Regions from separate parts of the Homo sapiens genome. Here region 1 is linked to region 2. Evidence: chromatin loops called from intact Hi-C (ENCODE). Cell type or tissue: A673. All regions are shown on one strand. Links, peaks and the distances in the headings refer to the core of each region. The heading gives the core; the rest is flanking DNA.

Region 1 (4,404 bases), core at 251-4,250, 210 kb after region 2:
TCCATTTAATTAAAAAATTCTTGATTCTTATCTACATTAATACTATTCACTTGTATTTTAATAAAATATTATTTTTCAAATTCCTCCAAAAATTTTAGCAAAATAAATGGATAGAATAAATCTAACACGCAGAAAATGGCTCATGAAAAATATGCAAAAGTATTGCCGAAAGCAATACAAGAATATGTATATGTATATGCAAAAATATATTTAACAAACAGAAAAAAATTGTGCTTTTGGGAAAGAGAGAATCAAAATTCAAAAGATGTTAATGCTTCCAAACTGATTTAAGACTCTAAAATTTCAATACAAATTCCAACAGAGATCTTCACAGAACTTCACACGAGGAAATTCCACCATGTATTTGGAAGAGGAAACGGGCCATTAAGAACCAATATACTCTTTATTTATTATTATTATTATTGTTATTATTATTATTATTTTGAGATGGAGTCTCACTCTATCACCCAGGCTGGAGTGCAGTGGCACAATCTTGGCTCCCTGCAACCTCCGCCTCCCGTATTCAAGCGATTCACCTGCCTCAGCCTCCCGAGCGGCTGAGATTACAGGCGCCTACCACCATGCTCAGCTAATTTGTTGTTCTTGTTGTATTTTTAGTAAAGATGGGGTTTCACCTTGTCAGCCAGGCTGGTTTCGATCTCCTGACCTCAAGTGAACTGCCCACCTCGGCCTCCCAAAGTGCTAGGATTATGGATGTGAGCCACCGCGCCCGGCCCCAGTATGCTCTTTAAAACAAACAAGCAAACAAAGAAACAAACAAGTTGAGAAGACTTGGACAATTACTTGCAAAGCACCTTATAAAACCATGATAATACAGTGTCTCTGTTTAATTGCTGACTTTCTTCAGGCCTGTGCCTACGTCTGAAGAGAGCAGGCAATTAATAGAAAAAGGAGTCTAGGAACAGAACCTAAATGGATGGAAATTCATAACGACTGCAGCAGCACAGCCAAATGATGGAAATGGACACATCGATTCATAGTGGTTAGATAACTAGTGTTTCACGAGGGGAAATTATGCTATATACTATTTCAACAAAAAGATCACACACTTAATGATTAAAGCCAAGTGTTATAGAATACTTATCGTGAGCCAGGAGTTGTGCTAATCCATTTATCTATCTTAATTTCTAAATGTATCCTTTGGTTTAGCTACTATTTTAGCTCCCATTTAAAAAATTAGAAGAGTACCCACAGAAAGCTCAGGTGTGTCAGAAATGGGATCAAAACATTGGCTCTCCTCTTCCAAACTCATGCATTCAAACTCCTGGCTGGTTTTAATTTTTTTTCATCAAGGAACATTAATAACAACAACCAAACCAAACCAACCAGACCAAAGCAACAAATGCATTATAATGTGAAGATATTTCAAAATAAATATAAACTTCAATGTCAGCATGTTCAGAATTTAAATTAAATGCAAACACTCATGAATATTATAAGGTGAAGTAGTATGGAAAACCAATAAGATAAGGAATAATTTGTTTTAAAAAAATGCTAATTTTTAAAAGATCTCATAAACACCTGAGTCACATTAAAAGGAAATTTAATAATATCTCGTTAAACACTTCCATTTTATTGAGATCTATATTGCCTCTTATTAGTAAATGGATAAAGTCTAAATGTATATATTTTAATACTGGGAAACTTTCAAAAATAAACAAACAATATAAAAAAAACCAAAAAACAAATCCCATTTTATTGTAATGGAAAATTGGCTGAATTTTGGCTTTTTATCTTATAAGCAAACTTTTCTCAGAGAAACTTTATAAAGCTTGTTTGTTGTAAGAGACTGTTAATAGCAAAACCTGGAAAATGTTACCTATTATTAGCTCAAACTGTTGTATTTACCTGTTATCCTTATATCACTGCCAGAATAGTCTGTCAGTTTTTCCATTTTATTTAGAAATCGGCCGCAGCACTTTGCTTTGGGCTAAAACCTGGCATGTAAGTCTAAAGTCAGTTTTCTTTTTCCTTAAATAAATTTTGAAATACTTTCAGCTAAGCCATTTTAGTTGGAATAGAACATAAATAAATGTAACTGACTCCAGATGCTTTTGATGCCCATGGAGAAACAACAGAAAATATATGTTTCTTAAAAAGTAAAAAATGAATCTGAAAGCCATGACCAATGCGTGCCCTTACTCCATATGAACCGGATGTCTTAATTTAAATTTGTGCTCACCTTTAAATTATTCAAAGACTACATAAAATTCAGCTCTCTCTGTACATTTATAGCAACCCAAAATCTTTACTTTATATAATTTATTTAATTCATGATTTTAAATAAAATCTATATACCAATAATACTTGAATTTGAGTAATGCAGCATTATATATGCATAAAATCGGAAGACCCGAAAGCCATCCTTTGCCTAATAAATCTGGTAAAGATTAGTCCCATCCTCCACGCTTTCAAATATATCATAGAACCATTGCTCTGTGTTGACTCAGCCTTGGAGAAAGGCGCCCAGCAGGTTGGCAGGATAAAAGCTTTCCTGTTTATTCAACAATATGCCTCCGTAGGGTGTTCAGTGGTAATCAGACTGGCAGGCCTTACGTGGTGCATAAATATTTCATTTTCCAAATCCACCAAACACGGTTGGCAAAATGGAAAAAGTGAGACGGACCACCAGCAGATCTCAGGCTCACCCTGAAAGATGTGAGGCATAACTGAAACAGCCTGTTCAGGTGTCATCCACCACCTTCATTTGTACGTTTTCTTGGCACTGTGGCAGCCGTCAGTACTCTGGCTGCATTACTCTAATCAAAGCATTTAGTAGTTGCTAAATGGTTTAGTAGTGCCACAGCACTTAGTAGTTGGATCTACACTGATGAGCTTCCCAACATTTCAACAGTGTAGAGGTTCAGGGTTGGGAGGATCTCCAAGCCTTCTGGGAACAGCTATCTTTAATCTCCTATTCGGCATTCCATAGAAGTCACAAAGAGAAGCAACACATTATTAGATACTCAAAGCATTGACCCAGTTTCCAAAACATTTTTTTTCATGCCCAATCAGACAGCTTTACCAGGGAAAGAGAGAAAATAAGTTTAATGTGGAACTAGGTCTATTAGAACATTAATTTCAGGGTTAAATAACCCAAGCACATTCTCCCTCCTTCCCTTTCTCAGGAAACCCAGCTTCTAAACTCAACTTCCACAACTGTAAAATAAGAATAACAACAATAGCGTATTCCCTTTATAGAACTGTGAACTTCAAGTAAGAGATTGTAGCTAAAATACCTTATAGAATTGTAAGACACCCAGAAGTAAAAAGGTTATTTTTAACAGAAAATAAAATTAGGTAATAGATATTAAGAAAACTACTAATATTATTAATATTAATTTGATAAGCTGGTATAGTGAAACAGAAGATACAAATACCATCCCTACCATGAACTACCTACGTGGTCCCAGGAAAGACACAAGCTCTGTAAGTCTGAAACTTCTTACCTGGAAAAGTGGATAACATCATTCACCCCAATAGGGTTGTTGTGTGAAATAATAAATAAGATGAGTGCTCAGAGTAGAATGCCAATAAATGGTAGAATAATTTATTAGAATTAAAGCCAACACTCATGTATTAATTTTAAGAACAAATTTCTCAGATAGGATTGAATGCAGCTGTCTAAAGCTTAACAAATGGACAGTTACATTTCGTCACATAATAGGAAGTCCAAAGATAGGTAGACCTGAGCTGGGATGTGGCTGCTTGATGGTATTAGTGCAACAGATTTTCTCATCTTTTCATCTGGCTTCATGGTGTGTGGCTTTTGTTCTCCTAGTCATGGGATGATTTTTCCATTTTCAGGTGTTGCATCCACATTTTAGGCAGAAAGAAGATAAAGAGCAAATGGCAAAAAGCTGCTGCCAACTGAATCTATCCTTTTCATCATTGAAACAATGACATTTTTGAATATTCATAGGAGACGCTTTTGTTTATACCCCAATGGCTAGAACTGGGCCAAGTGGGTATTTTCCGTTTGTAGGTCATTTGAGAAGGTGAATATTTCAACAGGGCACATTACTACCAAGATAAAATCGTGATTATTTTAAAAAAGAAGTAGGAGAGATTGGTTATTGAGTAGACTTTCATCAGAGTCAGCCATACGTTCAAAAGTTAGAGAAATGCCTTTGTTATCTTGGCAGACTCCCTACATAAGGGGTAGCCTCCCTGAAGACAGGCACTATCTTTGTCACTTTGCTTCCAAGAGCCACAGCATGCTACACAAGTTAGTGTGTGCTATAGAAACAAAATAAACATTATTTTTTAAACAGACTGAGTTAAAATGATAAAATCTCTGTAAATTAAATTCTTAGTGGATTTTCAAAGTAAAAAATAATTTCTTCTATCTCCCCAGCTCCATGAAAATTTCCATAGGTTGCT
Region 2 (4,404 bases), core at 129-4,128:
TTGGAAAATTGTCCCAAGACTTGCTTCCATGATGAAATATGCAGATAGTCATTCATGCTTTGTACTAAATACTGGCTCTTCACCTGCCATGACACATTGCATTTTTAATCTCTTGGTGTTTGTTGTTAATAAGTTGGGAGAGCCACTTCTTAAGTGGGTTTTTAATTGCTGCTAGAAAACCTTCTAGGAGTCTTTCCCTTTGTCCTCTGCCATGGTCACAGGCAATGTTTTGTTTAATTGCTGTTACTCTGGATCACAGAGTGAGGACAACAAGGACAAGGCCAGAAATCTTAGCGACCTCTAAATGGACCTCCCAAGCCTTTATTATTTTAGCCTCTGAGATTTGGGAATTGTTTCTTACTCCGCATACCCAAGGACCTCACACCATTTGGTAATAAGGCTATCAGGAGGAGGAGCTATAGCCAATCTAGCATTCACATTTCTCTAGTCACCTCCGGTGAATAACAGCAATGGAATTTGGCAGCTACTGGATGGACAATTTGGCAAAGGTGATGTTGATCTATTTCTATATCAACGACTAAATGCAACTCTCTCTTCCCAGATGAAAAGTACTTATTTAATCTTTTTCTGGACTGAGAATCAGCTGATAGGGTGCTAATTCTTTCTGAGTCAATAAGTAGATTGTATTAAGTAAGATGTCTGATTTCTCACGACTGGGTTCTTCTCTGAAAGTGGAGATAATATTTGGTTTTGAAGCTTCATGGTGTTTAGGAATAAAGACAGGGAAAATTTTTTTTTTGGAAAGTTAAGATAGCTAAATAAACTTAGGATATTTTCATTGTAATTTTATTTCAGCAAATAGTCTGGGCCAATCCTGGTGAGAGTCTTTGCACCCCAGCTGGAAAACTTCCCTAGCTCTCAGGAAATGGTGAGTCTCAAAAGCTTTTCACCTCAGGGCTGTGGAGACAGGAGACTGGAGGATTTATGGAACATATGCATAATGCATTTCAATATGCTTTTCATGTGAGCAATCTCATTTACTTTTTCTGCAATACCATGACTTAAGTATTATTCCTCTTATGAAAGATTCTTCATAACTAATTGAAGGTTAGGTTAGATAAATTGGCCAAGACCACACAAGGAGAAAAAGTTAATAGAACTTTAACCTGTTCTTTATCCTCCAAGTGTCATGTGTTCCTTCTGCTACAAGCTGCCTTATGTTCCTCTTCACTAGACTCTCCCTTAAAACACATAGGATAATATACGCTTAGTACTTTGGGCATACGTGGACATTCGCCCTATCTGACCAAGCACAGGTATGCAGGTTATATACAGTACGTGCTTGCCCTACAATTATTTCCAGCTGAAGATATTTAGTGCCTTCTCTGGTCCCTCTCATTGGTCTACTTTTCTTTCTCTTTCTTCAGTTTTGCTTCTTGCTATCTCATATGATTTGGCTGCATGTCCCCATCCAAATCTCATGTTGAATTGTAATCCCCAGTGTTGGTGGAGGAACCTTGTATTAGTCAGGGTTTTCTAAAGGGACAGAACTAATAGAGTAGATGAATATATGAAGGGTAGTTTTTTAGGAGATTGACTCACACGATCACAAGGTGAAGTCCCACAATACACTGTTTGGAAGCTGAGGAGCCCAGAAGCCAGTCCAAGTCTCAAAACCTCAAAAGTAGGGAAGCCAATAGTGCAGCCTTCAGCCTGCGACTGAAGGCCTGAGAGCCCCTGGCAAATCACTGGTATAAGTCTGAGAGTCCAAAAGCTGAAGAACTTGGAGTCTGATGTTGGAGGCCAGGAAGCACCCAGTATGGGAGAAAGATGGAGGCCAGAAGACTGAGCCAGACTAGTCCTTCCAAGTTTCTCTGCCTGCTTTATCCTAGCCATGCTGGCAGCTGATTACATGGTGTCCACCCAGATTGAGGGTGGGTCTGCCTCTCCCAGGCCTTTGACTCAAATGTTAATCTCCTTTGGCAACACCCTCATGGAAACAGCCAGGAACAATACTTTGCTTCTTTCAGTCCAATCAAGATGACACTCAGTATTAACTATCAAAGACCTCATGAGAGGTGATTGGCTTATAGGGTAGATTTCCTCTTGCTGTTCTTGTGATAGTCAGTGAGTTCTCACGAGATCTGTTGTTTAAAAGCATGTAGCACTTCCCCCATTCACTTTCTCCCCTGCTCTGCCATGTGAAGAAGCTTCCTGCTTCCTTTTGGCCTCTCCACCATCATTGTAAGTTTCCTGAGGCCTCTCCAACCATGTTTCCTGTATAGCCTGTTGACTGTGAGTCAATTAAACCTATTTTCTTTATAAATTATTCAGTCTCTTTCTTTATAAATTACTCTTTATAGCAATGTGAGAATGGAATAATACACTACCTTTTCCCCTTCTATCTTTTCCCACTTTCCCTGTACTTTCTCCATTTAGCACTATTTCTTTAGGGAATTGGTGAGAGGAAAATGAGTTAGAATTAGATCATTGGGTAAGTAAGTGAGGGAAGAAAGCTGAAGCTTTTTAGTTTTTCTTCTCCTCTTCTGACCAAACAAAATGAAATAAGTATGATTGATGGTAGCTTTGTGTTATTTCTGAAGGCCAAGTGGTGAAACATCTGATAAATGTACTTTCTTAAAATGCAATTTAAACAGAGTAGAACTTATCTCTTATCTCTTTATAAAAAGCTCCCGATTGTGAAAGACATGAGCAAAGAAGTTATTAGTCTAGTCTCACACACTAGAAAAACTGAATAGAATTATACACTATTCCCTACCATGAATAATTGTGAAATGTAGACATTTTAAGCCCTGGCTATTTAGGTAACATCTACCACTGCATTTACATGAGATTTACATTAAACTTCAATCCCCAACAAATACAGTCAGAAGGTATGTTCATATTCCTTAGCATATCTTTTGCAGGGAAAAAAATCACGATTTAGTTCCCTGATTTAAAAATAGGTCAAGAAATGGGAAGTTCCATATTTAATTTAATCAGGACCTAAATAATGACAGCAAGGACCAAAGTGTTTTGTTTTGTCTTGTTTTTCCTTTTCTCTGCTTTAATGTCTATCTATAATCCGGCATTCAAGATAGCTGCCAGAGTTCCATGCATCATATCTAGGCATGGCAATGTAGTGCAACAAAAGACACCATTCTTTCGATTGACTTACTTTTTAAGAGTAAGCAACCTCTCCCAGGAGCACCCTCTACAGAAACCTTAAGACCTTATTGGCCTGCATCACATTCCATCCTCATGCTTAAACAAAATAGATTGAATCTGATTCGTTGCTGAGATTGGAATAGGGCCAGCCTTTCTTATAGATATGTATATAAACTACATCAGGTTCTGTAAATAAGAAAGCAGGGCAAGCAAACTGTGTAGGTAAGCAAAAATGACTGCTACAGCATTTGAATTTGATTATTTATTACATTTTTTTCTGTTGCCATTCCTGCAGAAACTCATGAGATGGTCTTCCAATAAAGTTGTTTTGTTATTATGTTGGTGAGGAAAAAAAATAGATTCTCAGCTGAGGACACTGCATGGTGTTTGCAAATTCTCCCGACGTCTGTGTGAGTTTTCTCTAGGTATTCTGGTTTTCTCCCACATCCCAAAGATACGCACGTTGGGTTCACTGGTGTGTGTAAATGGCTTTAGTCTGAGTGAGTGTGTGTATATGATTGCACTCTGCAAGGTAATGGAGTCCCATGAGGGTCAGTCCTCCCCTTGTGCCCTGAGCTGCTGGATGGGCTCGGGCTCCCTGAGACCTTGAACTAAGGTGAACGGATTGAAAAATGAAAAAAAAAAATGAATGAATACACATTGTAAAATATAAATTAATCAGGTACACAATAATCATAATAGTCATACAAATGCACAAAAATAAATGATGCCGCATGAAAGCACATGGCGAGCCTGCCCCATTTGTGATTGTTTTTGATCTGTTTAGTGGTAGAGGGTGTTCCATACAATATTTGCTTTGCAAATATTTATTTCTTGATTTAACTCACCACCACTATGGCCACCTTTACTCACTGATTCACCAAAAATTGAGTAAATAATTATCTTATTTGTTCCTATTCATCTTTTGTAAATGTATGCATAGCTCACATTTATTTCAATGTTCCTAGTAGACGTATTTTGGTTCTTTATTTAGAAGTTTGGTGAAGGTTTTGTGACCAGAAATATGCTGTAGAAACTTAACTCTCTATCAGTTAGCCTATGATAAATTGGTTTTGGTATACGTCACTTTGCTTAAAGTCACAGTTTCCAAAAACTTGTTGATGATGTTAAGTGAGGACTTATTGTATAGATTTAGTATCTGTTTGCATGACAGGAAAACGAAGAGATGATTCTTATATTGCATACTGGTTGACCATTTTTTCTTGTTTGTTTTTCTTCTCTCTCATTATCTAAAATATTTTCAACTTTAATTTA

What was found. Hi-C counts contacts between places; a loop is a spot of excess contacts. Peaks named below come from ENCODE experiments on the same cell type or tissue, not always from the same donor. Only the 100,000 strongest peaks of a DNase experiment are listed, where the experiment ranks them.
Region 1: it touches region 2 in a loop (2.3-fold over the local background); 1 of 110 quality-filtered maps calls a loop at or near these places.

The regions. Positions count from the first base shown.
Region 1 is chr14:84,590,453-84,594,856 of GRCh38, reverse strand. No RefSeq gene overlaps it. Among named protein-coding and RNA genes, the nearest start is that of LINC02305, 680 kb to the right of the region's middle. In A673, for the core only: no CTCF peak of the experiment used is centred there; a DNase peak (open chromatin) is centred at 2,506; H3K4me3 peaks cover 742 bases; H3K27ac peaks cover 2,472 bases.
Region 2 is chr14:84,802,887-84,807,290 of GRCh38, reverse strand. No RefSeq gene overlaps it. Among named protein-coding and RNA genes, the nearest start is that of SNORD3P3, 470 kb to the left of the region's middle. In A673, for the core only: no CTCF peak of the experiment used is centred there; a DNase peak (open chromatin) is centred at 2,220; H3K27ac peaks cover 766 bases.